7 separate regions of the Homo sapiens genome follow, and all the other regions are linked to region 5. A link is a loop called in an ENCODE intact Hi-C map of the cell type or tissue named here. Cell type or tissue: CD4-positive, alpha-beta T cell. All regions are shown on one strand. Links, peaks and the distances in the headings refer to the core of each region. The heading gives the core; the rest is flanking DNA. Region 1 holds the start of MAGED1 (MAGE family member D1). Region 2 has its middle 4.6 kb from the start of CENPVL3. Region 3 overlaps NUDT10 (nudix hydrolase 10). Region 4 overlaps SHROOM4 (shroom family member 4). Region 5 overlaps LOC105377209 (a long non-coding RNA gene). Region 6 has its middle 60 kb from the start of GSPT2. Region 7 overlaps TSPYL2 (TSPY like 2).

The links. Hi-C counts contacts between places; a loop is a spot of excess contacts. Peaks named below come from ENCODE experiments on the same cell type or tissue, not always from the same donor. Only the 100,000 strongest peaks of a DNase experiment are listed, where the experiment ranks them.
Region 1: it touches region 5 in a loop (4-fold over the local background); 11 of 110 quality-filtered maps call a loop at or near these places.
Region 2: a loop joins it to region 5, with 4 times the contacts of the local background. A loop is called at or near these places in 13 of 110 quality-filtered maps.
Region 3: it touches region 5 in a loop (5-fold over the local background); 3 of 110 quality-filtered maps call a loop at or near these places.
Region 4: a loop joins it to region 5, with 14 times the contacts of the local background. A loop is called at or near these places in 9 of 110 quality-filtered maps.
Region 6: a loop joins it to region 5, with 3 times the contacts of the local background. A loop is called at or near these places in 4 of 110 quality-filtered maps.
Region 7: a loop joins it to region 5, with 7 times the contacts of the local background. A loop is called at or near these places in 3 of 110 quality-filtered maps.

What each region holds. Positions count from the first base shown.
Region 1 is chrX:51,891,591-51,896,099 of GRCh38, reverse strand. MAGED1 (MAGE family member D1) reads right to left here and starts at 2,477. Exons shown (of 13, transcript NM_006986.4): 1 at 2,345-2,477; 2 at 1,751-1,831; 3 at 340-1,047. The coding sequence starts at 1,795. RefSeq lists enhancers at 1,701-1,750, 1,971-2,020, 2,333-2,422, 3,063-3,182. In CD4-positive, alpha-beta T cell, for the core only: no CTCF peak of the experiment used is centred there; a DNase peak (open chromatin) is centred at 2,639; H3K4me3 peaks cover 2,419 bases; H3K27ac peaks cover 912 bases.
Region 2 is chrX:51,612,092-51,616,600 of GRCh38, reverse strand. No RefSeq gene overlaps it. Among named protein-coding and RNA genes, the nearest start is that of CENPVL3, 4.6 kb to the left of the region's middle. In CD4-positive, alpha-beta T cell, for the core only: no CTCF peak of the experiment used is centred there; a DNase peak (open chromatin) is centred at 2,030.
Region 3 is chrX:51,334,139-51,338,647 of GRCh38, reverse strand. NUDT10 (nudix hydrolase 10) reads right to left here. Exons shown (of 2, transcript NM_001304963.2): 2 at 1,123-2,409. The coding sequence ends at 2,409. The region is part of intron 4 of LOC105373204 (a long non-coding RNA gene); the gene reads left to right. Among named protein-coding and RNA genes, the nearest start is that of NUDT10, 3.6 kb to the right of the region's middle. In CD4-positive, alpha-beta T cell, for the core only: a CTCF peak has its summit at 1,850 (motif pointing left); a DNase peak (open chromatin) is centred at 1,847.
Region 4 is chrX:50,689,498-50,694,006 of GRCh38, reverse strand. All of the region lies in intron 2 of SHROOM4 (shroom family member 4), which reads left to right. Among named protein-coding and RNA genes, the nearest start is that of SHROOM4, 120 kb to the left of the region's middle. In CD4-positive, alpha-beta T cell, for the core only: CTCF peaks have their summits at 1,883 and 2,085 (motif pointing left); a DNase peak (open chromatin) is centred at 2,066.
Region 5 is chrX:52,259,641-52,264,149 of GRCh38, reverse strand. All of the region lies in intron 1 of LOC105377209 (a long non-coding RNA gene), which reads left to right. Among named protein-coding and RNA genes, the nearest start is that of SNORA11D, 71 kb to the right of the region's middle. RefSeq lists enhancers at 1,473-1,972, 1,973-2,474, 2,287-2,646 and a silencer at 2,342-2,600. In CD4-positive, alpha-beta T cell, for the core only: a CTCF peak has its summit at 2,475 (motif pointing right); DNase peaks (open chromatin) are centred at 2,269 and 2,539; H3K4me3 peaks cover 965 bases; H3K27ac peaks cover 888 bases.
Region 6 is chrX:51,801,254-51,805,762 of GRCh38, reverse strand. It overlaps a transcript of MAGED1 not described here. Among named protein-coding and RNA genes, the nearest start is that of GSPT2, 60 kb to the right of the region's middle. In CD4-positive, alpha-beta T cell, for the core only: a CTCF peak has its summit at 2,219 (motif pointing right); DNase peaks (open chromatin) are centred at 2,212 and 2,712; H3K4me3 peaks cover 1,175 bases; H3K27ac peaks cover 912 bases.
Region 7 is chrX:53,087,638-53,092,146 of GRCh38, reverse strand. It overlaps TSPYL2 (TSPY like 2), which reads right to left. Exons shown (of 7, transcript NM_022117.4): 7 at 3,607-4,371. The coding sequence ends at 4,208. Among named protein-coding and RNA genes, the nearest start is that of KANTR, 4.2 kb to the left of the region's middle. In CD4-positive, alpha-beta T cell, for the core only: CTCF peaks have their summits at 2,557 and 2,757 (motif pointing right); DNase peaks (open chromatin) are centred at 2,716 and 3,356; H3K4me3 peaks cover 1,218 bases; H3K27ac peaks cover 1,490 bases.

The DNA of each region.
Region 1 (4,509 bases), core at 313-4,312, 370 kb after region 5:
GTAAAATTGGCACTATGATCCCTACCTGGTAGGAGGTGCCTTTAAGGTTTAATGAGACAACCTGTGTGAATGTGCCTAGCTCAAGGCTTAACACATGGTGGTTACTAACATAACAAAATGTAAACTGAATTACATACAGGTTGTATATATTATTTGTGTCCATGTATTATCTCCCCATCAGTTTGTGAACATCCGGAGGACAGGAATAAACATTCTCTTCAAATGCCCTATAGCCTAGCTGAATACAGTTACATACATTGTTTTGTTTAGAACAAATGAACACCCTCAGAGAAGAAAGGAGACAGCCCCAAAGCAAAATGAAGTTAGCAGAGATCTCACCTTGCGGGTCCTCTTGCCCCGAATTATTGTCCGGGACTCCAGATTCTGAGCCTGGGAACCATCTGCTGATGTCTGTGCAGTTGCACCGTCAGGTTCAGAGATACCTGGGTCGGTCTCTATGTCAGCCTGGGAAGTGGCCATTTTGGCCTGATTTACATTCTGGGTCTGGGTATCAGCTGTTGGGGCCTTAGTGGTATCATTCCAAGCCTTGAAAGGGGTCTTAGGCCTGCTGTTGGCCAGGTCATTGGCATTGAGAGACTGAGAGAAATTGTAGGTGGCATTTGGGCCCACTTTAGTAGTGGCATTCTGGGCCTTGAAGGCCATCTCAGACTTGTTAGCAGCTAACTCACCAGTGGTTGCTGCCTGGGAAAAATCATAGGCAGCATTTGGACCCTTTGGGGTAGCATTTTGGGACTTAAAGGCTGCCTTGGGCTGCGTGTTGGGCACATCCTTGGCATTATGAGCCTGAGAGAAATCATAGACACCATTTGGGCCTTTTGTGGTGGCATTCTGGACTTTAAAGGCTGACTTAGGCCTAGCGGCAGCTGCTGAAACCTGAATGTCAGCCATCTCATTGGCAGTTGGGGGCTGTGAACTCTGGGGACTAGCAGCTGCGGTGGCCTGGTTAGTAGGTGGAGCCTCTGAGATCTGGATGGCCTCCATCAAGGTCTGCATAAGCAAGGCGCTGTCTTCTACGGAGGCCTCAGCCTGCAAACACAGGGGGGAAAAAATTAAATCTCTGGGCCTCTGAGGCAGGAGGTGGGGTGGGAATAGGGAGCCCGGGTGGCAGCGCAGCAGCGGAGCTGCAGGCGGGCGGTGGGTGCAAAAACAGGGGGGCTGAGGCAGAGATCTAGGGGGCCCGCGAGGGGCGATGGGGGACCAGGCGGGTACTAAACATGTGGCAGGGGTGAAGTAGGGCAAGGGCAAAATGAGGGGTGGGGCGGTATGCGGAAAGTGGGCACGAACAGGAGCCGGGGACGCTCCAAGAGGCGTGCAGTAGCAGCTCAGGACGGCAGGCGGATCGCGGAGTTGAGAATAAGGGGGGTCGCACAGAGTGGGGAATGCAGAAAGAGGGAGGGTGGAGGCAGGAGGCTGGGGGAGGGGGTGACAGACTGCTCTACAAGCGTCAGGATTCTGGAAAAAAAAAAAAATGGTTCCTTACCCACCCCGCATTCTCTGGGCAGATTGCCCTGACTACTAACAGGGTCTCCCCTCTCTCTGAGCAGGGACTGATGGCTGAAAAGAGACGCCCCTCCCCCCCTTCGATAAACGATGGGAATTCGAAAAGCCCACGGAGTCTAGTCACTAAATAGGGTCAAACCGGATCCCGGCGTTTGGGAGACCAAAGAGGCCCGCGGGGAGGGGTGACTGTCGGCTGGGGAAATGGTGGGGTGGGGAGTGGAGATCTCACCTGGAAGCCGAGGAGGCCCGCACCACAGTCCATTTTCTGAGCCATGGCTCCTGTCCCTCTGGCAAGAGCGGAGCCTGGGGGCTGTGGGAGAGGGGCAGGGCGTTATACTACAGAGGGCAAATACGAAGGACCTAATTGGGAGGGGGGTGACTGTGGTCTGACTGTGCGGGCGGATAAGGTGAATGTGAGGAGGAACGGATCGGAGCGGTAAAAGTGAATGGGCGTCCAGATGGAGGTTCTGAACCCCGAGAAGCTACTGACAGGGCGAAGCTTCAAATGGGGATCGGGAAGCAGATGAGTTCTGAATTCGGAGCGGGGGTGCGGTTGGGTTGGGATTCGCATTTGGGAAGTTGCATGGAGGTTTTGAGTCAGGAGGAATCATCTAACAGTACAGATCGAGGTCAAGGAATCTGAGGATTTCGAACGATGGGAGGGATCGGACAGGGGTTTTGAATCAGGAAGGATCGGGAGGGGCATTGAATTGGGGTTTGGGGGGTGGAAGGGGATTCAGAATCCAGGGTGAAGGGATCGGGATAAAAAAAAATGGGGGCCCGCACCAGGGGGCAGATGCCCAGTCTGGGGGCTAATTCTCACCTTGCCTCAGGCCCCAACCCCAACCCCCTCGCTGCCTCCCTTCTTCACGACTCAGAGGATCGGGATTGCTGGGCTCGGCTCTCAGCAGCCGCACTCTCTCCTTGTCCAGGAGAAAATGCCAGCGCGGCAGCTTGGGCGACCCCGCCTCTTCGCCTAATATACCACCCACCGCCTCAGGACGTTACGCGCATGCGCAAACACTGAAGAGCCAAAGTCAGTCCCGCCTGCTTTCCCAACAAAAGCTTCGTCCTGGAGACCATGATGCGCATGTGCGCTGGAAGGCGGTCCCGCCCCCTTTGCCAACACACCACCCCACCACCAACCAGGTCGACACTATACAACAGCACCTCCCCTTCCTCTACGCCCCCTCCCCCACAGATGCGCTGTGCCTCTTGGTCCCACCCCTTGCCCCACACACCGGCCCCCTACCTTTTCCGCAATGCGTCTCTATTCCGTCCCTCCCCTATTCAAGGCCCCTCCTGTCAGGCCGGCTTGCATCTCCACCCCCTTGTCCAGCATGCTTAGGTCTCTGTTTGGGGTCTCTAATTGCAACAAGTGTTAGACCTCTGCTGAGGAAACGGAATGGCCTGAGAGGATACACTATTGGAGCTAACAAAGTAGTAGTAGTAAGTCTGTGGCTGCCACGTGACTCCATGATTTCTCCCTCACCCCCTGCCCGCCCCCACAAGCTCCCAGACGCAGAAAGAACGTTAGTTTCTTCCCTTTCTTTCTGCAGCTCCGGTGATGGACTCATTTTGTGTGTGTTGGGGGAGGAAAGGAGGGAAGGGCACAGCTTGTACATCACAGCAGGATTTGTGCTGGGGCTTGTCTTCCTGTCACAGCAGCCCTGGGAAGTGGATGTCAGCACCCCTATTTTGCAGATCAGGAAGCTGAGGCACAGATACATTGCATGAACTAGACAAGGCCACAGAGCCAGGAAACAAAATGCAAAATTTGGGTCTGGGTCTTCCTGACTCCAAAGCCCACATTCTGCTCATGCTGGCCTGGGGACTAAGGGTACCCCTCCCTCCTCCATTTGAGCAACAGACCACGGCACCCCATTTGTACCAAACAAGCAAAGTTTGTGTTCTAGGAGGCCCAAGCTCATGCTCTGCATTCAGGAGGACACAAGCAGAGGCCCCCACCCTCCCCCTGCCCTGTGTGGGTCCATCCAGGCGTGGGAATTGCTCCTTGGGGTCCACTCTGTGCTCAGAACATCAGGCCTCTTCCTTATCAGGGATACAATCACACTGTCCCTGAGGCCTTCCTGGTGCCCACTGGAGCAGCCAGGACAATCAGACCTGTGTGTCTGAGCCATGGCAAGCCCTGGTTCCTTTCAGGGCTGGGGCCTGGGGCAGCTGTGGTTTTATGGAGAGAAACTGGGCTGGGCTTCAGAATTCCAGGAATGGAGTGCCCAGCCTGTCTGTCTCGAGCTGTGTGAGCCCGCACGGGTCACTCAATTCTCTGGGCCTGGTTTCTCAATGTGCAAAGTGGAATGCACAGCAAGTGGGTCCTACCCAAGGACACACACGCTGCTATGCTTCCAGGATAACTGGAGAAACTCAAAAAGGCAGAAAATTAAATACAGATGTGAGGTGACTCAAATTAAACTGGTACAGTTCCAAAATTCAAGACAGATCTTTGTGCAGTTCACATTTGTTCTGGCATCAACTCATGCCAGAAGCCTGAACATGAAAGGAAGCTAATGCTAGGAAGGACTGCAGCATTTGGTCCCCAAGGGCCAACATCAGTTCTGCCTGGCTGGATGACTTTCCTCATCTGTTGCATAGCAACCTCCTCTGTCAGCTGCCTGTTTTTCCTCAGCACTTCCTCTGTAAAGTGTCTGCAGTGAGACGTGATCAGACTCAGGAAAGGAGGTCAGAAACACCATTTTCTATGCTATCTGTTTCCATATCTGTATCTTCGGTCATGACTTGGCCTATGAATTCTAGATCCATAGTAACTACCTACCTCACTTCTCCAAATGGATATCTCTCAGTATTCTCTAAATTAACAGGTCCCAAACCGATTCCTTCATACGCCTCCTCCTTCCCACCAACACAGTGTTTCTCCTCTAGTTATGCCTTTCTCCCCCATTTAGAGTGTAAACCTCTTAGGGAGACAGATTTTTGTTTTATTCATTGTTGTTTCCCCAGCACCTAGAA
Region 2 (4,509 bases), core at 261-4,260, 650 kb after region 5:
TGGTGGTCAGAAAATACCAAATTGCACTGAGTTACACCTATATTACACTCCATTGCATAGAATAGATCCAGAGGGATGGAAAAAAATGACTCAAGATGTCATGCTTCTGCCATGTCAGTGTTTCTGTCCAAAGAAATGTGTATATATAATTTCTCTCTTTTTCTGAGAATGACTTTTAAAGCGTGTTCTGATAATTTTTGCTTCTCTAAGCCATGTGCAAATCATTCATCAGTTTGGTTAAAGACTCATGTTCAAGAGTGCCAAGCACCCTTTTAACTTGGCATACAGTTTAAGCATGCTAGGCTGGTTTCTGTGTGTGAGAATGCAAGCAGAGGACTGTTGTGCTGGTGAGAAGGAATGGGAGGGGGGCTAAAACCTGAGAAAGAACAAGCTGTTGGGGAAGGGGATGACTGAGTAAGAACTGGAGAGAAAGAGAAGCAACGAGCAGCTTATATCCAGCAAGGAATATAGGGGAAAGCAAGAGGTGTTTAAGGGAGTCTTTGGGGGATTTTACCACAGGTTCCAGGAAGTCAGTGTTTTCCCCTTTATTTCCAAAGGAGGCTTTAAAGTTAATGTTACTTTATGTGTTAGCTGTCTTTTTTTCTATTGCACAGAAGTATATCTTACACTTCAAAATTGTGAATGAATGTTTGTGAGCCATTAGTGATCATGGACCCTGACAGTGGCCACTGTGCCATGCTTCAGGCATCTCTTACTTCAAGGAAAGAGCAAGGGCTGAAAACCCAACTCTTCTATGCACTACTGTCCAGCTTTGTAAAATCTGTCAAAATACAAAAAATTAGCCAGGTGTGGTGGCGGACGCCTGTAATCCCAGCTACTCAGGAGGCTGAGGCAGGAGAATTGCTTGAACCCGGGAGGCGGAGGTTGCAGTGAGCCGAGATTGCGCCATTGCACTCCAGCCTGGGTGAGAGAGCAGGACTCTGTCTCAAAAAAGAAAAAAATCTATAAAAGCCCACCCTCATCTTCATTGTGAGGATGAAATGAGGGCGTGTGTATAATCTGCTGGTACAGTGGCTAACGCCCAGCAGGCACTCAAGAATTTGCTATGATGGTTGCTCTTATTAGGTGACGACACTGATAAATAGAACCAAGGGTCATGATTGCACTCTATCCTAAGATTTAGATACTTTCATGGATACCCTCTCAGGTGCGATGTTTTTGGACACTTAAAGTGAGAGTTACATCAATCCAGTGACAGGGTAGAAGGAGTAATAGGAAGTAAATCCGTAGGGTGCTGCATGATCTTTCTCCTCTTAATGGATTTATCAGACAACATCCACTGTTTCTTCCCCATCCACATTCATCCAAGCTGTGACAGGGGAATCACCATAGATGGAACCTCATCCTCTCCCACCTCATACCCTATTCTCTGCCTAGCCTTCCTCCACTTTATGCCTCCTGGCTGCCCAGCACTGTTTTCCATGCTAAGATAGAACAGTGAACAAAAAACACAGTCTCTAGGTCCTTATCACTTCCATTTAGCGAATGAGAAAGCCTCCAAATACAGTGTGACTAGGAAAAAGTGGGGTGCTGTGGGAGCACAGAAAAGAGGCCAGTTAATAAGTTTATTCTTGGGCCAGTTAATAAACTTATTTGGACCTCAGTTTTAGTGTCCTCATCTCTAAAATTGTTATGATAATAACACTCATCTCCTAATCTTGTCCTCTCTCCAGGATGAGATACCCAGGAACCTAAAGAGACCGGCCATGTTCTAGGTGAAACCATTAGCTCTGTGTTCTGTGTTAGTCACAAGTCAGCATGGAGGGGAAGTATTACAGGACCCCTGGGAACCTGGTCTACCCTGGGGTCATAGGTAAGGAAATGGGAGGTGGGCGCAGGGCTGGTGCCATTTCCATCTTCTCATCTGTATCTTCACATCTACTGAAAAGGCTTCTTTTATTTATTAGGTGTTCTGCACTATGAGGACTTATAATTACATTGTTAGGAAACTAAAGTTAGTCCTCGCGGGCTATGCTATAGAAGGTGGTACCAGCAGTAGTATATCGCCCTCCAGTGGACGTTATAAGTGATGGCACATTGTTGGATGATTTTACTTTAACACTTGAGAAATTCATAGGGAATGGGATGACGCTTGCTTCCTCAGAATCTCTGGGAAAGAAGCCCAGTAGTTAGGATGCTTTCCTCTATAATAAGCATTCTAGGAATTACAACCAGGAAGAATAGAATCAAGAAGAGAAAGAGGCACTGTTTTTTTCTGTGTCCTTTCCGTGAAATAGGACATCTTTCATAAAATCATTGCTCCCAAATTTTATTTCCTTGCTAAATAAAATCCTCGACTATTTGAATATTAAGAATACAACCTACATCAGTGAATTTCCAGCATCTAGTCATGTCCGATCATGCAACTTTGACTGTGATATATGAATAGGAAATTGGCATGGATTCATTTTTTTCTAACTGTTTTTTATCCCCATCCTATGAACTGAGCCCTCCAGCTGTCATAGTGTCTTTCCTCACACTGGTATGGCAGGTACTGAAGTAGGCTCCTGGATATAGAAATGAGTAAGGCATCCTTGATCTCAGTCCTTGTGGAGCTCATGGTCTGTTGAGGAAGACAACAAAACAAGAAACTACAACAAACAGTGATAGGTGCTCATAGCAGTAGGGGAATTCAAGATGTTCTGACAGTATATATCAAGATGGAGGCAAGATATAGCCTTTCAAAAGAAGAGACACGCTATCTGAGATATAGCAAATAAATAGGAGTTAGGTGAAAAGCAGAACTAGAATTTTCCAGAGAGTGGAATAATATATATGAGGTCTTAGAAGCTGGAGAGAGTGTGACATACATGAAGATCAGACTTCTATCCTGGTCCCAGTACCAGATCATAAATTACATTTGTTTAATTTCTGTTTTCTGTGAGATATTTGAAGGCAAGGACACTGCCCAATTCTTTGTGAATCCCAAGTGCCCCGTACATCATTTGACATATCATTATCCAATAAATATCTGTGTATGCATAAGCTAAGAATACTCACTGTGCACCAGTTACTGAAGTAGAGCTTCTATTGGGGTTTTACAACTTCCAGAATTATACTTATTTAGAAAGCACATAACTTAAAATATAGCTATTTCCTGCCAATGGTGGGAAATTCTGAAAAAATGTATTTACGGTTTGAGTAAAAAGAAGTGGGGGAAACAATTAGCCAGTGTTTTTGAAAATTTTGAAGCATTCATTGCACATACACATTAATATGTCCATGCATTAACCTGTTTAAAAATGAATAAATAAAATTGATTAACTCTATTGTAGTTATGTGCTTGAATGCCTATTTACGTACATGCATGTACAAATATATATCCTTGAATATGCATGGAATATGCATTGAAGTTTGTAAAGAAACACATTCTAAGTAAACATTAGCTATATATTCTCACACATATGTACTCGTAGAAATGGGCTAGCTCCTCCACCCCTTCATCCCCTCCTCAGTTTGCCCTTTCCTGTTCCCTTCAAGGCCTTATATCCCATTTTCTCTAACCATCCCTTCTGATGTCACTTGCAATGCCCACTGCTCTGGAACCACTAGTCAGTGCTGGGAGACCAGGTCATTTGGTGTGCATGGGATGCGGCAGGAGTTGAAGGTATTGGCCAGATATATACTGGTAAATACCTAGCAAGCATCTCTCCAAGTGTAGTTCTAGCATAAATTTGGGGTTTTAACTTGTTTATGTTAACAAGTAAGAGTCATATAACAAAGAACCATATCAGAACTTCATTTATTCATCAAGAACTTCACTTATTCATCAATGACTCTAGTGACTTCTTTGGCAAACTGAACAATAGTCTTTAAATACAAAAATAATAGCTCCTCAATTTTCTATGCTATTCTATTCACAATGTAGTGGCTACAGACACAAAACGCATTAAAGTTTAATCAGCATTATTAACATTTTCTACATCATTTCATTAATTCTAGTCTATCAACATAACAACAAATGAAGGCCTGATTTCTGGGTGCTGTAAATTCCCCCACCATGGTTTACTTCAAGCTACCAATGTGAAGTCACTGAATACACACCTGAGACCAGATGAGCAGCGGCATACTATTCCACAACACTTCCACGGTACAGATGAAAAACACAAATCCCTTCAAGAACACAGAGAATAGTAAAACGTAATAAGAGAAATAGGAGCCCCATTCATTTTGAGTATTTTATCTTTGTTTGTTTTTTTCTTTTTTTTTGAGACGGAGTCTCGCTCTGTCGCCTAGGCTGGAGTGCAGTGGCAGGATCTCGGCTCACTGCAAGCTCCGCCTCCTGGGTTCATGCCATTCTCCTGTCTCAGCCTCCTGAGTAGCTGGGACTACAGGCGCCTGCCACCACGGCCAGCTAATTTTTTTGTATTTTTAGTAGAGACGGGGTTTCACTGTGTTAGCCGGGATGGTCTCGATCTCCTGACCTCGTGATCCGCCCTCCTGAGCCTCCCAAAGTGCTGGGATTACAGCTGTGAGCCACCGCGCCTG
Region 3 (4,509 bases), core at 279-4,278, 930 kb after region 5:
GTCCCAGCTACTTGGGAGGCTGAGGCAGGAGAATGGTGTGAACCCGGGAGGCGGAGCTTGCAGTGAGCCAAGATCGTGCCACTGCACTCTAGCCTGGGTGACAGAGCAAGACTCCATCTCAAAAAAAAAAAAAATCTGCTACAATCAGAGTAGACTCAAATTAGAAAACAATTTCCAGGGAAAACTTGATGAAAGTTTTTCTGGTATATCATGGTGCCTTCTCACAGGGGAATCTTGGAACTGAAAGCTCTGTCCAGCTATGACTGGTAAAGGGCTCTAAGGTAAACTTTTCACCTCCCCTTTTCCCAGTAACAGTTGGTTCTGGGGAGTTGCTTGCTCTTGGGATTGGAACACACTTAAAGAACAGAAGTAGAAGGGGCAGCTTCAGCTTCAGTACTTCACACTTAGGAAGGAATTCATCTTCCCTAGGAGGGACCTTTAATACTCTTCTCACTTTCTGCCTGTTCCTTCTTGACTCACAAAAACATCAGGACAGACACCATGTTTGTTGATGTAAGCACAGCCTTTACAGAATTTTAGCCTTTGCAGAAATTTAAGCACAGTCCAGAACTGAAGGAGTATCTGCAATCTGTGAAATGCAAAATGGTCCACTGAAGTCAGGAATGTTAACTGCTTAATTTCCTTTTTTACCTACCTTCAAATATAACTTTAAACTTAATTATGTGCAGCTAACAAGTTTACAGCTATTGTTCCCTTAAAAACTATTCAAAAAGTGGCTTATGTAGATTTTTATAAAATTCCATAAACTTTCTCCTTGGAGACTCCACCTCTTTGATTTTTCACATTTGTATGAACTGGTATGTAGGTGTTATCAAAACCCCTGCTCAACAGCATATAAGAATCCATTCTTATTTTCTAGTATGAATAAATAAGAATCTAGCTTTTCCTATTTCAATGGGCCAAATTAAAAGAAAAAACTGCTAACATTGGTCTACAGCAAGGGAACTGCTAGCCACTCCAGGGTATTTCTCCCTTCTCTTTTTGGGCATTTGACCCCTTGGGCCAGAAGCGGTATGCCACAGCCAACCTTTTTTAAACAATCTAAATATTTTCCTTTTTTTCTACCTTATATATTAGGCTTAATAAGAATAACTCCAGTAATTATTTTTATAAACTTTATTACGGAAAATGCCAAACATACAAAAATAGAGATGAACATATATAATGAACCATCATTTTAGCCATCACCCAGCTTCAACAATTATCAAGGCCAATTTCGTTTCATCAATATTTCCAATGCACTTAACATCCAGACTTATTATTTTGAAGCAAATTCCAAGAATCATATCATATCAGCCACAGATGTTTGAGAATGTAGATGAGGACCCTTCTTTCTAACATAATGATAAAACCATTATTCTAATACCAAATACCCCACCAATGTTCAAATTACCCCGATTGTCTCATAAATGTATTCGTTTTACAGTTCGGTCAAATCACAATTCAAATAAGATCCAATTAACAATTGGTTAATATGTCTCTTAAGTCTCTTTAAATCTATAGGTTCATCCTCCATCTTTCATCCTTGCAAGTTATTTACAGAAGAAACTAGGTCATGTGTCCTGTAGTTTCTTATAGTCTGGATTCTGCTGATCTCATCTCCATGGTGTAAAATAATGTTTCTCTGCCCTATTTTCTAAAGATTAGGAATTATTTCTAGGGGCATGGTCAAATTTAGGTTCAATGTTTGGGCAAATATTTTAAGAGACGGAGTCTCATTATATTGCTCAGGCTAGACTAAAGCTCCTGGGCTCAAGCTATTCTTCTGCCTCAGCCTCCTGAGGCAGACGCGTAACACTGTGCCTGGCTTTGCAAATATATTTTACAGATAGTGTAGTATACTGCCATCTGGAGGCACACATCTGGGATGACACAGACATAGGAGTAAGAATTTTTGCTTTCTAGTATCTCACAGCTGCCTTGAAGCAGTTGTGTGACACTTGATAAACAAAAGTCACATATATGCTAGACAGATTAGAAAGGGATTGTTTAACCATTCAGTATCATTACAAAATATGAACTACTGAAACAAATCTTCAGTGATGTCTACCATATTCTAAGCAATATCTTATATGCTAGATATATAAAAAAGACTAAGGAAACAAGTTCCTGGCATTCAAGGGCGTATACTCTGCCGGGAAATACAGACACATAAGAGCACAAAAAAGGCCACAGGTGCCAAGTTAGAATTATGTACAGATACAGCGGTAGTGCAACAACCTGGAGAATAGTCATTGTAATAAACAGGGAAGAAGTGTCCAAAAGCATAGGATGAGCTGTGTCCTTGGAGTGTGAAAGAGCTCATCTGTGCTTCACAATTCCATTCATCCATCCATTCACATACTTGATTCTTTCAAAGTAAATCTGAACAACATCTATGCCATTCACCTAAAAAGAAAAATTCTTATTAATAGGGTTTTATTGGTTCATCCATTCCTCTAATCAACAAATACTTATTGAGCACCTACTATGGCTCATCAACCATTTTGAATTGGAAAAGCCTTCAGTGAATTATCGAATGCAGTTTCACTGTGAGGCCAGATGAGAGCCTGAGGGAATAACAGATTGTCCCAGGTACATTATGAAGCTCAGAAATCGGGAATACACTTGTAGACATTTCTAATCTGTGGATCAAAGACAAATGTCTCCAAATTTCAGGCACTGTTCTAGGCTCTGAGGATATGGGGGAGGATTCAGTCTGGGTCCTAGTCCTCAAAAAGTCCATATTCTAATAGGCCAACAGTCATTCAGAAAGATGATTGCAATACAAGAATGATGCTGAGAATATTTGTTTTGACTGATGCTTCCACAAAAGGAACTCTGAAAAATAAAACTCTGGCCAGCTGTTAGTGCTGTAAGCTCTAATCTCCCTTTTCCCAGTCAACAACTATGGAGGGAGGACATGCTTTTTCTTACAATTGAACTCCACTTAAAGGCAAGTGAGACAAGGAGCAGCTCCAGCATCAGAGCCCTTTAAACCATCTATCCCACAAGGGCCCTCTAATGTTGCTGTTTCTTTACAAGCTCTTACACATACACACTTCAATTTTTATCAATTTTCTACAGGACTTAAAAATATTTATGGCCACCTTTCACCCCTTTCAGGGTTACTTCTTTCAAAGGTGACCTGATCAACAGAACATAGGTTTCTTAGAAAATATGTTAACCATCCAGAGCAAATTCTGTATCAAGCAACCAAACTTACCTTTACTCCAACATGTCGTCTTCAAATTTTTTTTAGAATAAGAAAAAGTAGGCACTTGTCCATTGGGGGACAGGGACGAGGGGGAAAATCAGTCTTTTTTTTTTTTTTTTTTTTTTGAGACGGTCGCCCAGGCTGGAGTGCAGTGGCACGATCTCGGCTCGCTGCAACCTCCGCCTCCCGGGATCAAGCGATTCTCCTACCTCAGCCTCCCGAGTAGCTGGGATTACAGGCGCACACCACGATGCCCAGCTAGTTTTTGTATTTTTAGTAGAGACGGGGTTTCACCATGCTGGCCAGGCTGATCTTGATCTCCTAACCTCGTTATCTGCCCGCCTCGGCCTTCCAAAGTGCTGGGATTACAGGCGTGAGCCACCGCGCCCGGTCCCCCAGCCCCCACCCATACTCTCTTCAAAAACTAGACATTTCCTCAACTGTCATGGGAGATGAAATCCAGAAGAGGAACCTAGAATTTACATAGCGAAACCCAAAATTTCTTAATAGAAAGTGCGTAACAGTGACCCATAGAACAAGACTCCATCTCAAAAAAAAAAGTTAAGGGACCCCAATACCTGTCAATAATGTTTAAGAGATATGACATAGTCTAGGTTGCTCTAGAAATTAGGAATGATCTTTTCATTCGAATACCCTCTTCACAAAATAGGTTTTCCTTCTACCTAATGTCAGACATGGCTGGGGGAACAGCGGAAGGTCCAGAAGAGAGATTTAGCTATTCTAGATGGGATTCCTGACTTCAAGCAAGTACTGAGGCAAACGTGAGAGCTTTTAATTTGGCACCCAGAAAAGGTGGTACTGTGAGACAAAACAATTACTCTCTATCATTGAGAGATTGTTCAGGAATCCTAATAGTTTGACAATTCTGTACCAGCTGAACATCGCTAGAGCTAACTCTGTTGGGATGTAATCACCACAAAAGATTCCATTCCTGTGGTTACTGGGAGTCAGGGAGGTTAAGCGGAATGTCACTACATTCAAATATGGAATGGAAACCACTTTCTTTCAAAAACAAACTTAAATCCAGAGAACCATGGTTCTTCTATGGTATCCAGTAAGGGGCAATGGGAGTTGGAAGTTGAGTATGGGAAATCAAATTCTGTGAATACAGTTTTTCTGATCAGATGCGTTTGGCTAGCAGATCCCCAGCAGCATCTATTCAGTAAGGTTAATCTACATGGGAAATAGCGATTTAAAGTCAGCAGTGAAAAATTACTTGTGAAAATTTTTTGAAAACCAAATGACCTACATAGAAATAGAAAAAGAAATTT
Region 4 (4,509 bases), core at 268-4,267, 1.6 Mb after region 5:
TCATTAAGTAAAATAAGGCAGGCCCAGAAAGACAAATATTACATGTTCTCACTCATATGTAAAGGCTGAAAAGAGGGATCTCATGGAGATAGAGAGTAGACTGGTGGTTGCTAGAGGCTGGGAAGTGGGGAGGTTGAAGAGAGGTTGATGATGGGTATAAAAATACAGTTAGATAGAATGAATAAGATCTAGTGTTCAATAGTTTGGTAGGGTAACTATAGTTAACAATCTATTGTATATTTCAAAATAGCTAGTAGAGAAGAATTCATATGTTCTCAACATAAAGAAAAGATAAATGTTTGAAGTGATGGATATCCCAATTTTCCTAATTTCATTATTACACATTATATGTATGTATCAGAATGATACATGTACCCCCAAAATATGTATAACTGTTACGTGTTAATAAAAAAAAAAAAAGCTCTTACTTTTTTTTTTTTTGAAATGGAGTTTTGCTCTGTCGCCCAGGCTGGAGTGCAGTGGCATGATCTCGGCTAACTGCAACCTCCGCCTCCCAGGTTCAAACAATTCCCCTGCCTCAGCCTGCTGAGTAACTGGATTACAGGCATGTACCACCATGCCTGGCTAATTTTTGTATTTTTAGTAGAGACGGAGTTTCACCATGTTGGCCAGGCTGGTTGCGAACTTCGGACCTCAAGTGATCCCCCTGCCGCAGCCTCCCAAAGTGCTGGGATTACAGGCATAAGGCACTGCGCCCGGCCAAACCTCTTACTTTCAAGATAGTCAGTTTCCTTGTTATTTTCCTACATCCCTGTCCATTTTTTAAAAACCAGGCTCTTTACTACCTGCTCTTCCTCTGACCATTCCTTAAATGTTGGTGTTTCCCATAGTTCCACCATTTTTAACTTAATGTACCCTGGAAAATCTCACCCAGCCCTATAGCTTCAATTTATTTTCTATATCTCCTATGCTCCAGACCATATAACCAACTTCCTATTAGACATTTATACTTAAATGTGTCAGAGATATTGCAAACACAACATGCCCCAAACCTAACACATCATCATCTTCTCCCAAGATCGCTATCTATGACCAGGACCACTATGTATGTACTCAGCCAACCAAGTCAGAAACACAGAAGCCATCTTTAATTATTCCATTATCCTCATGTTCTATATCCAAATGATTTATCCTGAAGAGAGAATATTTAAGGAGAAAGGCTTTGGACCTAGGAAGAATGAGGTTATGTAGGATCCCACTGACTTCTATTACCTGCTGGTACCTAAGATTAATCCATACCTGCCCATGTACATGGATAGGAGGTGACATGTTAAGTAATGCCTTATATAATAGATACATTATCACTGATTAAATCTTGGATTGGTCAAGATTTAGGTCTTAAATAAGGCTTCTTGGAGGGGTAATTTGGTGAATTTGGAAGCGTTTTTGTTTTGGAGTTAGATATTCCCATGTTTGCAACTTCCTAGGTCTCTTATATGACAAATAATAATTCCTATATAATGGCATTATTGTGATGATTAAATAAGATAATTTATGTAAAATGACTGTCACATAATGGGTTGTCAGTGAATTTCATTCCCATTTGTTTCCTTAGGGTCTAAAAGAAGCATAATTGGAATAAACAAACATTGTTAAATTGGGAGAGCATCAGAATGGTGGTGTGCTTTGCAGCCTAACCTGCAGAGAATGATGTGCTAAGGAATCATTAGGGGTGGCAATGATCTGAATAAGAAATAAAGGCCCCTGTGAGATGCTGGTTGTACAGAGACACCAGCAACTTAGAGGGAGTGTGAACACTATCTAGAGTGTCTTCTGAGCCAGTCACAAGAATGAGAGTGTTCAGGTGTTTCACCCACTCATCTCGCCAGGGTGAGTTCCATGTCCTCTTTCCTCATACTGTAGCAACATCTGCCACTATCAGTCACTTAGGAGTGGCTATAATTATGGGCTTGGACTAGCAGGGCCCTTTGGTTTTCATGGTGTGGCAGGTCCTATGGCTCCCGGAACCTGTATTTTCTACCCTTTTAGCCTCCCCATCTCAGCCCCTATTGGTGAAGGCTTACAATGACATAATTTATTAGGTGATGCTGCCCTCTTGTGGAAAACTTAACCTTCACATGTGGACTACCTTGGGCACGGTATAGGAAATTAATTCCCTCTCGTTCAGTCCAAATTTTTCGTCAACTTTATGAAAGAGCTCTTAACACGTAAAAGAAGTGTGATTACCCTAAAATTTGTGAATATTCAGCCTAGTGTTTTATACAGGTAGAAAGACTTTGGTTTGAGTAAACAATCAGCTGACAAAGATCCAACACTTAGCTTTAGGTCTGGGCTTGAGTCCTTTTGGGATGAATATAAACAGAAGGAACTTTAGAACATGGCCAATTCTGAAAAGCCAACCCAGCTCTTCTTCCTATATTGCTGTCTAGATAATGGTCAGCTAAATCAGAAATGTAGGTGTCACCCTCAACTCCTCTCTCACCCAATTCAATTAATTCCAAGTCTACATAGACCTCTTGGTTGCCTTTGTCTTAATCCAGCCACTCATGATTTCTCACCTGGACTATTCTAAGAGCCTTCCCACTGGCTTCTCAGCTTTCAGTCTCACTTTTTCCTAATCAATCCATTCTCCAAATAGGTATTTGAGCATGTCACTTCTCTATTAGGAAAAAAAAATCAGGAACAATGACCACACAACCATGTTGATCCCAAGATATTCATTTTATATTGATTGATGATACAAACCGTATTGAAGATATTATATTTATGAACCATTTTTTTTTTGCAAAAAACATGGCATCCAAATATATAAAGAAAAAACTGTCAGCTATACAAAAAGTGATAGAAACTTCTGTATGGGAGAGTTTAACATAATTTAATTGACAATAAAGTAGACCAAAATAAAGTACTTAGAAGATTTGAAAAACAATTCATTAGATCCAATTAATACATTTTGAAAATTGTTTATAGACTGCATATTGTCTCTTCAAATATTGAGATAATATTTTTAAATGATCATATGTATGTCACAAAGAAAAGCTTTGCAAACTCTTTTTTTGAGATAGAGTCTTGCTTTGTTGCCCAGGCTAGAGTGCAGTGGCACGATCTTGGCTCACTATAACCTCCGCCTCCTGGGTTCAAGCAATTCTCCTGCCTCAGCCTCCCAAGTAGCTGGGACTACAGGCGTGCACCACCACACCCAGATAATTTTTGCATTTTTAGTAGAGACAGGGCTTCACCATGTTGGCCAGGCTGGTCTTGAACTCCTGACCTCAAGTGATCTGCCCGCCTTGGCCTCCCAAAGTGCTGGGATTACAGGCATGAGCCACCAAGCCCAGCCTACACACGCTTAAGAGTAGAAATATCTGATGATAATGTACAATGTTTACAATTTAAAAACAAATTTTAAAGTCTTCAATTACTTGAATATTTTAGATCACATTTATATGTGAATATTAGCACAAAGAAACACTAGCAGACTAACAAACAATAATAAAAATGAGATCATGACTTACCAAAACTTTGAGAATATTCAGAAGTAAATTCATAACCTTAAATATTTTATTATTAAAAATGAAGAATGAAATTAAATGACTAATAATTCAATATAATATGAAACCAAGGACTAGGTTTCTTTTCAGAGGGATGAATTAAATAGATAAGCCTTTAGCAAATTTAATCAAGAAAACAAAGATGAATTACCAATAAAATTTAAATGACAAATGGAATACAACAACAAAGAAAGATTTTTTAAATTAAAGGCGCACTACTATAATTGTACCTTAATATATTTGAAAATCTCAGAGAACTTAAAAATATCTAATAAAATATTAAATGCCAGAAATTATTGAGAAGTTGAAAACTAAATGGACATGTAACAGTAGAAACTTCGAAAACAATTATCAAAGAGAAACTTCCAAAAATACTTTAGGGACATCTAAAAATACTTTAGGGCTTTAAGGGACAGATATTTTTATCTGTGAATTCCTTCAAATTTTCTAGAAATAGCCACGTTTAATTCTATAAGTATGTTATAGTATTGAAAATGTTGCAGAATTATTCACATTGTTTTTGAAGCTAGCATTACTCTGATACCAAAACCTGACAGACTGCTCTAAGAAAGAATATTCTATCCAATTTGTGAATTTAGATGCAAAATATATACATGGAATTCTATGAAATCTAATTCAATAGTATAGGACAGTAACAATTCATTACAAGTATTAAAATAATTTTTAAAAGGCAAAATTTTGATTCTTACGTAGACAAAAAATGAACATGTTAAAGATTGTATTTCACTCATTAATGAGGAAAACGTAAAGTGTTACAACCAGTTCAAAGGAGAAGTCAAAGAGTAACAAATTTAAAGGTAACAATAGACCACAGTAATCAATTAGAAGCTATATGGAGAAATTTATGTCATTCGTAATGGGAACAAACTCATAAGCAATCAGGAATGCCCTTAAGAAATATGCATGAAAGAAAGAGGTTGTGTATGGAGGAAATTACAAAAATGTACAGACAGAG
Region 5 (4,509 bases), core at 139-4,138:
GTCAGTAGCAGGACAAGCTCTCTGTAAAAATAAACTTGGAGTTCAAAGGGAGTTGTATTAGTCAGGGTTCTCTAGAGGGACAAAAGTAATATATATATATCTATATGGGAGTTTATTAAGTAGTATTAACTCACACGATCACAAGGTCCCACAATAGGCCATCTGTAAGCTGAGGAGCAAGGAAGCCAGTCTGGGTCCAAAGCTGAAGATCTTGGAGTCTGATGTTCGAGGGCAGGAAGCATCCAGTATGAGAGAAAGATGTAGGCTGCGAGGCTGAGCCAGCCTAGTCTCTTCACGTTTTTCTGCCTGCCTTACATTCTGGCCGCACTGGCTGCTGATTAGATGGTGCCCACCCAGATTAAGGGTGGGTTTGCCTTTCCCAGCCCACTAACTCATATGTTAATCTCCTTTGGCAACACCCTCACAGACACACCCAGGATCAATACTTTGCATCCTTCAATGCAGTCAAGTTGACACTCAGTATTAACCATCACAGGAATCATCACGCTTTAAAAGGGGCCTACAAGGTGCTGCATCAGCGGTTTTTATATGTGTGTACAGAGAGCGTCACTTCTAAGCTATCTCTCCCCACCATTGTCTGGTAACTCCTGAGACTACTTGAGCATCAGAGACAAACTATCCTGAAGCTTGTGGTGTGTTCGCGGAGTTACAAGGGCAAGCTCAGGTGTCTGTTCATGTCTGTATTAGTCCTGAAGCTTTGTGGAGGCCTACATGACCTATTCATTAGCTAACATCTTCCTCATTCTCCCTCAAATTTATTGTATTTATGCCACTTAAAATATCAATAAAATAATTTTATGATTAAGAAGAAAAACAAGGCAGGGCAAAGAGGAGAGAAGACAGGGAGGGAAATAAAGAAGGAGGGAGGAGAGTAGCTTTGAGAAGGAGGGAGGTGTCAGATGTACTGAAGGCATCTGGACATATAGTGTAAAAGGATGAGGACGTGATCATAGTGTTAGGCAATATGAAGGCCATCGGTGCCTTTAACAAAAGCATTTTTCTGTTGAGAGGTGAGCAGGTAGAAGCTGCATTGAAGAGGTTTGTAATGATAATGATTATAGAACAAGGGAAGACAGATTTGCTGCTTGGAGCATCAGGGAAATGTGTCATTACCTTGGAGAAATATGGGATAAGGAACTGATTTCTGTTTTATTACATTTTGTATAAAATGTCAGAAACAAGAGCATGTTTATAGATGACAGAAGAATCCAGAATAAAGAAAGAATGTGACAATTCAGGAATAAGGGATAATCACTACAAAAGTCTCTACCTTGAGAAGGTAGAGGGCATGGGATTCAGGTGAAGGCCCGGCCTCAAGTAGGATCCTGTCACTTCCTCCAGTGGGGCAGCTGAGATTACAAGTGCAGGCCCACTGCTGTTGGGAAGTGGTGAGAGTTTCTCTCCAATCGCTCCTGTTTTTTCAGGGGAATATCAAGGAATATCATGAGAAGAGTTGGTGCTAGTCCTTGTGGGGGCTATTGTAGGGAGAGGAGAGAGAAGGTACACTTGTGGAGGGTGCACATTGTTTGTCTACTTGGTTACAGGGGGGCGGGGGAAGGCAGGGGGTTGCCAGGCGAGTAGGGAGGAAGGAAAATGAAGAGATGCGTTTGAGGAGCGAGAGTTAATAGCTTTGAGTAAGCTGGGTAAGGAAGGTGAATGGTGAGGAACGCGGTTGGGGTCAGTGGACAGGCCTCCTTGAGGCTGAAGGCTGTGGATGCTGGGACATTGGAGAGAGGGAGCTGTTAGGACTGGATGGGGTGCTGCCCATGATGAGAGTGCGGGATGCAAGAAATAGACATCGTGAAGGGGCGCGGTCTTTCCTGAGGCCCAGAGCATTACCGCGCGCGGAGGAGACTTAGGTGGGGAGGAGGAGGCCCCCTCAAGACGGAGGAGAGCCGGCCGCGGCCTGGTCAGCCCCGGGGGCGCTGAGGTCGCCGGGGAGGATCCGTGCTGTGAGGGCTGAGAGGAGGACAGGGCGTGCGTCACATGAGAAGCGTGTCCAGGGGCTGGCTGGGAGAGTGTCCATGGGATTGGCACAGGTCTCGAACGTGAGGCGGCTGGTGCAGCCATGCAGTAGAGCCTGGCCTTCAGCGGTCGCGAGCCTGAGCCATCAACTCTCAATAGCAGGGAAGGAGTCCTGCGGCTGACCCTGAGGAGACTAGCGCCTACCTCCCCGGACTCCGATGCGCAGGCCCAGAGCCCGTCAATCCTAGGCCAGCCCCGCCCCGAGAGCTGCTTTTTCCGGTGGCGCAGGAACTTCCTGCTGGGTTGCTATGGTTCCGAGGGCGGGACTATGGGAGGCTGCCTTGTACGGCCGGTTCGTCGGGGCCTGTCTGACCGGTACTAGTCTATTCTCTGGTCCTCATCTTCATTCTGCGTAGCTTCCTCAGGTTAGCTCTACCGGCTCTTTGCCGAGAAGCAGTAGAAAGGATGAATTTTCTTCCGCGGTTGGTGGCGCTTCATTCTTGTGGCCTGCAGGTGGCAATATTGCTCCATGGATACGCCCAACTCGCCTCTCCCCCCGCCCTTCTTGCTTGAAAAAAATGCCGCGGAATCTTTTTTGAGAGAAGAGGTTGGTTCTTAAACCTGCCAAGTCCTGCTGCTGGGGCTGCCTGTTTTTTAGGGGGTGAAGCGGAGCGGGTAGTGTCTCTTAAGAAAACTCAGAGCTGATGAACAAAATCTTTTTGCTTTTGAAATTGGCATTCCTCTTGAGATGATGCCTAGGTTCCTTAGTAACTTGTATTTTGACTTCTCTCAATGGTCTTGTCATTCACTGTCCCCAGGTTGTACTGGGCTTTGTGGACCTGGTTTTATATTGATAAATGCACGCACTCTTTTATTATGGAAGTGACTCAACCTCACTGTAGAAAATTTGGAGGACAAATACAGTGTAATAAAGAAAGCCAGTCTTACCCTCAGTCCCATCACCCAGCAATGACCACTGATAATATTTGTTGTTTCCTTAGAGTTTTTCATTCCCAAAGGTGCATTTTAAACACGAGTTCATATTCCATCGTTAGTTCATCTTTTTTAAACTCAGATTTTCAGTGTGAGTTACCGTGTCCTAAAAATCATTTGAAAAATGCTTGAAAATTTTTATTCATTTCCCATTCTAAAACAATACACAGTCTAGAAGCGTCGAAAAAATACTTAATAACTGAAATGGAAAGCAAAAATAACCCCTGACCCCCTATCTCATTGGTAAATGTGATCATGTAACCTTTCTAAGAACAGAAACTGTGATTGTTCTGCTTTGTTTTTGCTCACCATTGCCTTTTCGGCAAACTGACAAGAGTGTAGAGGAGTGTTCTTAACATACAGTTTTGAATACATGAACAAGTACCTTATTTCTTCCAGATGTTTATCTTTGTAAATACGGTGTATTTTTAAATAATGTTTGGATGATACTGGATGAAACAACGTGGCTTCCCCCTCACCCTTCCACTTAGCACTTTATTGTGAGCATTAAATTATTACCATTTTGAAAAAAGTTTTGCTGGCTGTTTTACACTCTACCCAGTTTGTCTTTTATTTCATTCTTGCACTGGAGGCAGGAAAACGTTCTGTAAACCAGCGTATAATCTTGTGTATGATAGACCGGTGATCTGAACGCCAGTGCCCTCTTTGAGGAACCCCAAGAACCTTGGCAATTTACTGCTTCTTCCTGTATCACAGTTTCCACGTGAGCAAAATGAAGGTTATAATAGCACGTGCTTCATGGAGGATGGTGGTCACCATAAATAGCACAACAGGTTCTTAGTTCCTGGCAATTGTAGACATATAATTATTGTTGTTGTTATCTCCAGTATTCACAACAATGTGTGTATTAGGATTTGCAATCCATGAGACCGAGTTTGATAAAATGTACTCTTCAGATTTACATAGAGCTGACACCTTTCCTTCAATTTCCCATTTCTGCCTTCTAGTAGAAAATTCATACTACTAGTTTTTAGGGCCATTCAGTCAAGGAAATGTGTAGGAGGAAAGCACATTGATAGATTTCTTAAAGTTTATCCCTTCATTAAATGAAAAGAATACTTTTGCACACATATATTTTTTACCATCTCTGATTATTTATAATAGATTTCCAAAAATAGATTTACTGGTTTGAAAGGCATGATCGCTTTTAACTCTCTTGGTGCATTGCAAGAAACACAATACCCATTTATATTGCCACTGACATTATGTGAGAATTCTTGTTTTTTTTATACCCTAACCAGTATTTATCAATGTTTTAAAGATAATTATCTTAATGATTGTAAGTTATATGTCAAGATACTGATCTTCCATTCTGTCACATACATTGCAAATACTTTTCCTGGTTTTTGCTTCCTAAATGTGTAGTTTTCAGAGGCATAGATAATTTTACTTTTATGTAGTCTTCTCAATCTTTTTTTGTGTAACTTCACTCTATTCTTAATAGAAGGCTGAAAAGGCTCCCTAACCACCTGTCCTGTTACTTATTTTTATCCCCATTCTTTGTGATTT
Region 6 (4,509 bases), core at 283-4,282, 460 kb after region 5:
AGTAATAGAGAGAGTGAGCTAATATGGCAAAGGTTAACAGTTGTTGAATCTAGGTCCAGAATATAAAAGTTTTCATTGTACTCTTCTTTCAACTTCTGCTTGTTTAATTTTTTATTTAAAAATATTCTGGTAAAAAGAGGCATTATTCATGCCTCTCAGAGCTTAATATTTATAATTAGGGAGTAATTCAAGCACCTGATATGATCTAAGTTGTGAAAGAAGCACAAAAAATAAAATTTCTATACCCGGATTGTCTTATAAAATAATAAAATATTCTGTATATTTTTTATTTCTCATTAAGAAACAGATAGAGAGAACCAGACCAGGACTGAGTGCCTGAAAAACCTTAACTCCATAAACTGTACCACAGTTTAGCAAGTTACTACATACCTCCTAGTCTTGGTTTTAGCATTAGTAAAATGACAATGATAATACTGACCTTAGAGAATAGTGTTGAACATTAGGGGGAAAGCCATATTTAAAAGTTTTATCTTTTATAAACAAGCACTGAATTCATTTCACTTTACCGTACCAAATATTTATGGACAACATATTATGAACACAAAGTGGTAAGAGCAGCGAGAGAGATAATCAAATATCCTGTAGGATAGCACACAATGCACCAGCAATCAACAAACTGAGGATGAGGTGAATATGGAGATAGTGATATGTCTTCCTAAAGAGGCTGACAAGTCGCCTAAATGGTAGCAAGAAGCTAGCCAGGAGGAAGAGAATATGAGAAATTAATGTGAATGGATCAGGTTATTTGAGTATGCAGAGCGTTGAATTAATGCTATGCAGAAAAGTGACCACTAGGGGAATGGGAAGGTGGCCGCGGGTTAGGAAACAGAGTGAACAAATGCAAAGACTATGACATAAATCCTGTTTTCCCATTAATATCTGCATAGTGTGTGCCCTCAGTTCCTTCAGGTTCCTGCTCAAATATCACCTTACCAGTGAAGCCTTCCTGCCCATCCTATCTAAAATAGTAGAACCCGTCCACATTACAACCTATTACATATTTATTTCTTTTTTTGTTTTTTTCTTTTTTATTTCTTCATGTATTTTTTTGTTTCGTTCATTTAACACCAGTGCCACTTGCCAATATATATTGTTTATATATTAAGTTATTGTCTGTCTCCCAGCTATAGTTTAAAAGACTTTGTTTTTGTTATCCACTGTTGTATCTCCAGTGCTGAGAACACTGTCTGGCAAATAAAAATTATTCAATAAAAAATTATTGAATGAATGGATGGATGCACAGTGGGTTGAAACAAGTGTGATATTTAAATGCTGTGTAATAATGATTTGAATAGAGTATAAAGAGACATCAGCAATACTCTTTCCTAAGTGTTTTGGTGTCACAAAAGCTCTGCCTCATTGTTTATTCTTAAATAAAAACTATACATGGCCTAGAAAAGATAATCACCCCTTAGTCTGGCAAGCATAACACACAGGAAGGAGTCCACTGCTTATTCAAAGAGAACTTTGGTTAAATTCCTCGTTAGATCCTGATAGAGCCTGGAAAACTCTGATTCTCAGCATAAATTTAATGATCATTTCGGTACTGTGATTATTATTTAATAACTAATGTTCTCACAAGATAAATTTGACATGGTAACAAATGTAATAGAAAAGTACATTTCACATTGCAACAAATAGATTGTGTAATACTTGCAAAGCTCTCAGAAAAAGTCTTCGTCTGCAAAATGTCAGCTTGCTGTTTAATGTTGCTATCAGAGACCAGAAAAGAAATTGCATAATAAACTCAACTCATATAAAGTAATAAATTTGTGACTGGATGCCATTCCTGTCAACCATTTCACTGCTAAGAGAAGTTTTACAGGGGATGGGAAAGCTTACGCTGAAGCTGAAACCAGGTTACAGGTATAATCCACTATGTTTGCCCCCCAAAATCTGAGGATTCAATTCTATGGCAACATAAAAAAATAAATGCAATGTGTAGAAGACTGAAACCTGTGCAATAGTATCTAAATGATGTGTAATTTTGTTTAGAGTTAAAAAAAAAAAAAAAAAAGAACATCATTTGGACAAGTGCCTATGCCTCTTAGGGCTCTAAGGTTTCTGCTTCTTTGCTTATACTTTAAAAGAACCAAAAAAAAAAAAAAAAAAAAGCCTTGACCTTGAAGTCACACCTACTGTTGCAAAGTACGTAATTTACTGGTCTCCGCGGGAGGGGAACAGGAAAGACCAAAGGCCAGCAGGGGGAGTAAAACAGAGGGTAGGAAGGGGCTCGCAAAGAGTCGCAGGTTAACAGGATGGGGGGCAGAAGGCGGAGGTGAGAGGTAGGAGGTAGGAGTGACCTGTGGTAGAGGGAATGACGCTGGCTCAGACCAGAGAAGAGGATACGGGATAAAGAGGAGAGGTGAAGCATGACCAGGAGTCAAGCGGTTAAAGGGACCACCAGAGTGAGGAGGTGAGGCAGGAGCGGGCCCCCCATCTCCGGAGGAGAAGGGAGGAGATAGCGAGGCGATCAGAACCACAGGCGTCAGAAGCATCCTTCATACAACGCACGCGGGGATGAATTCTCCTTTCCACCCCACGTTGAGGCACAAAAGGAGGTTTCCCTGGAGTGTATGGGGATTTATTTGTGAGAATTACCAAGTCCCCTTCTTTACACTCACCTTGACGAAGAAGGCAGCAACGATGGCGTGACCGGAAGTGCTGTCCTCTTTTGTTTGGCGGAAGCTTTAGCTTCTGCAGCCGCTACCCCCTCCTTCACTTCAGGCAACTTCCTGTGCCTCTCTAGCAAGCTCTGCAATGCTCTATCTCATTGACTCCCTCCCTAGATCAACACCTACGTTGTGATGTAAACCGGCAGGGAGAGAGAATCACTAACTTTTTACAAATCCTAATTCTTGTCGTGCCAGGAGCTGCAGTATCTCTGCCAAATCCCTCATGTACAATTCGCCACCTCTCCTTGTTGATTCGCCTTAGAAATATCTCCCTTCATCTTAGTCCCTTAACTCAGGCCTCATTTTCTCTGTCTTGGATGTCTACAGTTACATATTTACCAAACTGATTTACTGTTTTCTGGCACACCACTTTTAAAAAGTTCATTTGTATTAGCGGTATACTTCAATTTCAAGCTTTTTACAAAAATCTTCAATCTAAATCATTTTTGCTTTGAGATCGTATCCAGAGTTACATACCATATTCAAATATCCAAAGAATAAACGTGGACTCATTTAGAAAGCATTCTTGCATTATTTTACATACTCCCCAAGAAAAGGAAGAAAATGAAAACTGAAAAAAAATGTTTCAATAATAAAAATCCGTACTCTGGTTAAATACTTTCAGAACAAGTTTAGAACTGAATTATTTATTGCCACTACCTCCAGAAAGTTCTCCTGGCCCCCAAATCTGCGCCACAATTCTCACCACAGGGGAGGATCTCTTGTGGTTATTTTTAGTCAGTCCACAAGTATATACTGAGCACCTACCATGTCCCAAATACTATGCTACACCCAGAGACACTACACTAGGATCCCAGAGCCTAGAGCTAAAGATGACATTTAAACACTTAAGAGCCTAGCATAAAATACGTGTTTATCAATGTTTGTTAAATGAATAAATGACCAAAATGTGGTCAGAGCAAAGAAGGAAACTAGCAATAAGGTCGGTCCTTAGTTTTGCTGGTACTTTTACAATTTATTTCAACAATTTGACTCACGTTCCCCACTAAGCACTGCTTTAGCTGCATCCCACCAATCTTTATATTTTGTATTTTGATATTTTTGTATATTGATTCTAATTTAGTGCAAAATGATCTCTAATTTTACCTTTGTAGTTCCTCCTTTTTTTTTTTTTTTTGAGACAGGGTTTCACTCTGTTGTCCAGGCTGGAGTGCAGTGGCATGATAATAGTTCACTATAACCTCAAACTCCTAAGCTCAAGTGATCCTCCTGCTTCAGTCTCCCGAGTAGCTAGACTACAGAAGCACACCACCATGTCCAGCTAATCTTTTTTTATTTTTTGTAGAGATGGGGTCTTGCTTTGTTACCTAGGCTGGTCTTGAACTCTTGGGCTCAAGCAATTCTCCTGCCTCAGCCTCCCAAAGTGCCGGGATTACAGGCATGAGCCACTGTCTCCAGTGTGTACTTCCTCTTTGACCCATGGGTTCTTTAGAAATGCATGTTTAATTTCCAAGTATTTGGAGATTTTCCTGTTATTTTCCACTATTGTTTTTTTAATTCCATTATGATCAGCAAACTTACAATATATGATTTCAGTTCTTTTACATTTGTTAAATTTTGTCTTATGACTGAAGATATGGTCAATTTGGTGAATGTTCCATGTACACTTGAAAAGAATGTGAATATGCATTCTCCTGTTGTTGAGTGAAATGCTCTATAAATATCAGCTAGAGATAATTGATAATATTCAGTTATTCTGTATCCTTGGTTATTTACTATGTAAAATATTATATTAATTATTGAGAGAGGAGTGTTTATGTCCCTGATTATATTTGTGAATTTGTCTATTTGT
Region 7 (4,509 bases), core at 389-4,388, 830 kb before region 5:
AGTGAGACTCCATCTAAAAAAAAAAAAAAAAAAGAAAAGAAAAGAAAAAGAAAGGTCCCATTAGGCTTCACTAGATCACCAAAGGGGTCCATGGCACAAAAAATATTAAGAATATTTGTCTTGAACTCTAGGCTCCAGGAGGAAAAAGACTTGCTCTATTGGCTGGGTGCGGTGGCTCACGCCTGTAATCCCAGGACTTTGGGAGGCCGAGGCGGGCTGATCATGAGGTCAGGAGATCGAGACCATCCTGGCTAACATGGTGAAACCCCGTCTCTATTAAAAATACAAAAAATTAGCCGGGCGTGGTGGCAGGCGCCTGTAGTCCCAGCTACTCGGGAGGCTGAGGCAGGAGAATGGCGTGAACCCGGCAGGCGGAGCTTGCAGTGAGCGGAGATTGTGCCACTGCACTCCAGGCTGGGCAACAAAGAAAAAAAAAAAAAGACTTGCTCTATCTTGTTTCCCTGCTGTATCCCTATCACCCAGTTCAGTACTTCAGGCACACAGTAAGTACTCATAAGTGTTTACTGAATGAATAATAGGATTCCTTCCCAACCATCCTGCACACCCCCAACTGGGGGAGCCAGTGCCAGCCCTTTGGGTCACCTAAGGAGGGACATTCTTGAATCTAGTTTTGTCCCTGCCAATCCGATTCTACTCACAGAAGTAGGTGGCACTTTAAAGGTCTGGTCCCAGGAAATCCCAGGAACCTCCCACCCAGGAGCAGGGCCCTCTGCTGCAAAGGAGCGAGGGCAAGCTAGGAAGCATATGAAGACAAGTAGTTTCAACATGGGAACAGGCCCTAGGGCACATTGGGCCCATGACTCTTCATCCTCCTGGTTTCTGTTTAAGGTCTCAGCCAATGGGGCCTGTCTTCTCTGGCCTTCAGCGAAGACAGTATCTTGGAGCTAGATGTGACCTTAAAGACCTAGAACAGCCCTCTCTTTCGGAGGTCCAGACTGAAGAGTGAGGGCACAGGGAACAAGATGTTACTCTGGGCAAAGAACATCCTGTCCTCACATGGCTCAGCCGAGGACATGAGCACCCTGGCCAACTATACTAGAATACTATGATTGACTCTTAAGAGCATCACTGAAGATGAAGACCAGAGGCCCTCTCTAACAGGGTGGGTGAAGAAGAGTCTCAAATGCCAGGATGAGGGGCTGGGGATTTGATTGGGGGGACAGAGAGGAATCAGGGAAGAGCACAGTGAAGGCCAGACTTCAGAGACCTGCTTCAAGGCTAGACTCTGTCTTGAGACCTTAGGCAGGTTGCTTCTCCTGGACTGATCCCCCTGCACGATAAGCCTCAGTTTATAGATAGGAAAACTGAGGCCCTCTAGAGAGGACAAGGAGAGTCATGTTGTGAGGTAGGGCAGACTGAGGCAAGAGTAACCAGACTGGCTACTCTGGCTCTGATTGGCTGGGATCCTTTGGCAGGCTGACCTCTTTCTGGCCTACTCCGGCCTACTCCATTGCCTTTGCCCCTGCTGCTTTCCCCTCCCCTCCTCTTCACCGCATACTCATTGGGGTTGGCTCCAGATATTGCATGTAGATGTCTCTTTTCTCTGGGATCCTGCACTCTCAGCTCTGGCCTCGAGGTATTGTGTTACTTTGGGCAAGACATTCCCCTTTCTGGGCCTCAGTCCTCCCTGCCCACCTCTGACAGCACATCAAAGCCTCCATCCTGTCCCCCCCAAAACATTTATCAGAATCATTGGAGAGACATGTCAAGGATCTGGTATTCCAACCATCTCACAGAGGAGGCCCAGAGAGGGAAGGGGCCTTGCCAAAGGTCTCACACCAACCTGGCAGTCATCTTGACTCCTCTGAATCCCTCTCCTTCCATATCTAAAGCCTGTGGAGTCCAACATCTTAAAAGCTCTCATAGAATAGACAAATTGCTCTTGCAGAAGAATTCCAATTAATTTATGTACATACTTCCCTCTCAAGGAAATGGAGCATAACTCCTCATTCCCTAAGCACGGGCTGCGCTTACTTGGCTTCCTTCCAAAGAGTACAGCATGGAAAAAGAGAAAGAGGAGTAGCTTTACAGTGGAGAAACCTGACAGACACTACCTCAGCCAGGTGATCAAAGTTAACATCAACAGTGATAAATCACATTGATAGTACATGCCCTTGATATGATCTAGTGAGAATGACATTTGTCTTCTGTGGTCTTCCTTCCCCAAACTCATATCCTCAGTTTAATCATGAGAGAAAACATCAGACAAATCCTGATTAAGGGACATTCTATAAAATATCTGACCAGTACTCCTCAAATGACTCCAGGTCATCAAAAACAAGGAAAGCCTGAGAGAGTGTCATAGCCAAGAGGAGCTTAAGGACACAAGATGACTAAATGTAGTGTGCTATTCTGGATGGAATCCTGGAACAGAAAAAGGACATTAAGTTAAAACTAAGGAAACTGGAATAAAGTATGGACCTTAGTTAATAATAATGTACTGATATTGGTTCATTAATTGTGACGAATGTATCACAGAAATGTAAACTGTTAATAAGGAAAACTGGCTGTGGGACATACGGGACTTCTCTGTTATCTTCACAATAATTCTGTAAATTTAAAACTGTTCTGAAATTAAGTTTATTTTAAAAACCTCTCATATCCGCCCCCATCTTGCCAATCCCACCTGAGGTCTAGCGTCTATTTCCTTACTGCTGTCCTTCCTTCCAGTCAGTTCTCCTGGCAGCCAGCAGAGGGCATTCTCTAAAACGCAAATCTAACCATATCTGAAGCCTTCCAGCAAAATAAAGGCGTTGGATGGAAAGTTCGGGAGATATGTTATAAAAGACCGACTCGGATGTCTGAATAAAAGTTATTGTGATCCAGAACAAATCTGGGAAATATTCCTGGCGCCCACCGAGATAAAATTTATGTATCTAAATTTAATATAACTCAGCCTTTCCAAGGTCTCCCGGATAAAGCCTGTTTTTCAGATGTCCAACTCCCTACGTTTCCACCCCTTCGCACAGTTACATAGTTAATTCCCCTTTGTTTTTCCTTTATCTCTACGGATACTTCTCTGCTTGAGCTATCTTTTCTGCCTTCTCCCCCAAGCCCAGCTCTAGGGACTCTGCACCCCTTCCCAAAGGCAAGAGAGCGCTCCTGCATAATTGGGTTGTGATATCCGGACCGAAGTCGTGTTTTATTTTTACTAAATGCGAATGAGGAAAATGAATTCCTTTGGCTCCCCACGCCCCGCTCACTCTAGGCCCGAGGAAAGGTTTGACGCACTATAAATTAAAAGATGAATCACTGATAAATGGATGTTCTAGGACGCAGGATGTCTCTACACGCATGCGCCAGAGGGGAAGGCGTGGGAAGCCCTTCGCTACCTGGCTGGGTCCGCTGCGGGCGCCAGGAGAAGGAGGGGCTTCCTCAGCCTCGCACTGCCATTGGCCAGGATGATCCGCATTGGTCTGACGCAACGCCTCTGCGGCCTGGCGGAGCTCGCCCCCCACCCGCCAAACCCCCGCAACTAGCATGTTGCAGGATACTGCGTAGGCCAGGCGGCTACGTGTGGGCCTGGGGGAAACTGACCGCTGGGGCCGGGGCACCAGGCTAAACAAAAGACTCGAAGCGGCACTCTGAACTTGCTCAGAATTTTATTGGGATTAACAGGGTCCACGGGGAGAGGCGAGCCTTCTGGGGGACGGGGACAAGAATACCGCAAAGAATACCGCAATGGCGAAGCGGCCTTGCATAGACACCGAGGCGGGCTAGCGGCGCGGCGGGAAGAGGAGAGGGATGGAGAAAGAACTTGGGAGAGGAAGGTGGCAGCAGCGCCTCCATGGGCACTGCGCGGCTGTGACGAAGGCCACAGCGGCCCTCCCCGCTTCGGGGGTCAGGGTGTCCACTCCACACAGCACAGGGAGAGGGGCTGGGGCCACAACTGACTGGGAGAAGTGGGTAGAGGGGCCCTGACCAAGGCATCACAATAAATACAGTTAGCAGCACACAGAAGCCTGCGGGGGCGGAGGGCCAAAAGAAGGGGACTAGCCCCCTTTCCCTCCCCCCAAAATAAGAACTCTGCAATGACTAAACCATAAAAATAAACTTTAAACCCGTGTACGAAGTCGGTCACCCCCCAGAAGTGCAATGTGGGGCCGCGTGGCCCTAGCTGAGGAGGAGGGCAAATGGGATAGTGGGTGGGGGATACAGAGAGGTGATCCCCAAAAGGGGAAAACCCTTATCCGGTTTTCCCCCTCTTCCCCGGATTGGCCCAACCGTTTGGGACCTGAAGCACATCCTCTAGGTCAGAGTCGTCCGAATCTTCCCCTTCTTCCCAGACATCTTCACTTCCTTCCTCCTCATAGTTTCCTTCCTCATAGATGTCCTCATCTTGCTGGATGCCTGCATAGGGGAGAAGCAAGGAAGGGGAAATGGAGGAAGGCAGTTAGATGAGCAGATAGGTGTCACTCTAAAAGGGAACAGAGACCATAGCCAGGGTTTTTAGCGGCCTGGGACAACTTGTCAGCGCCTCTGCTTGGA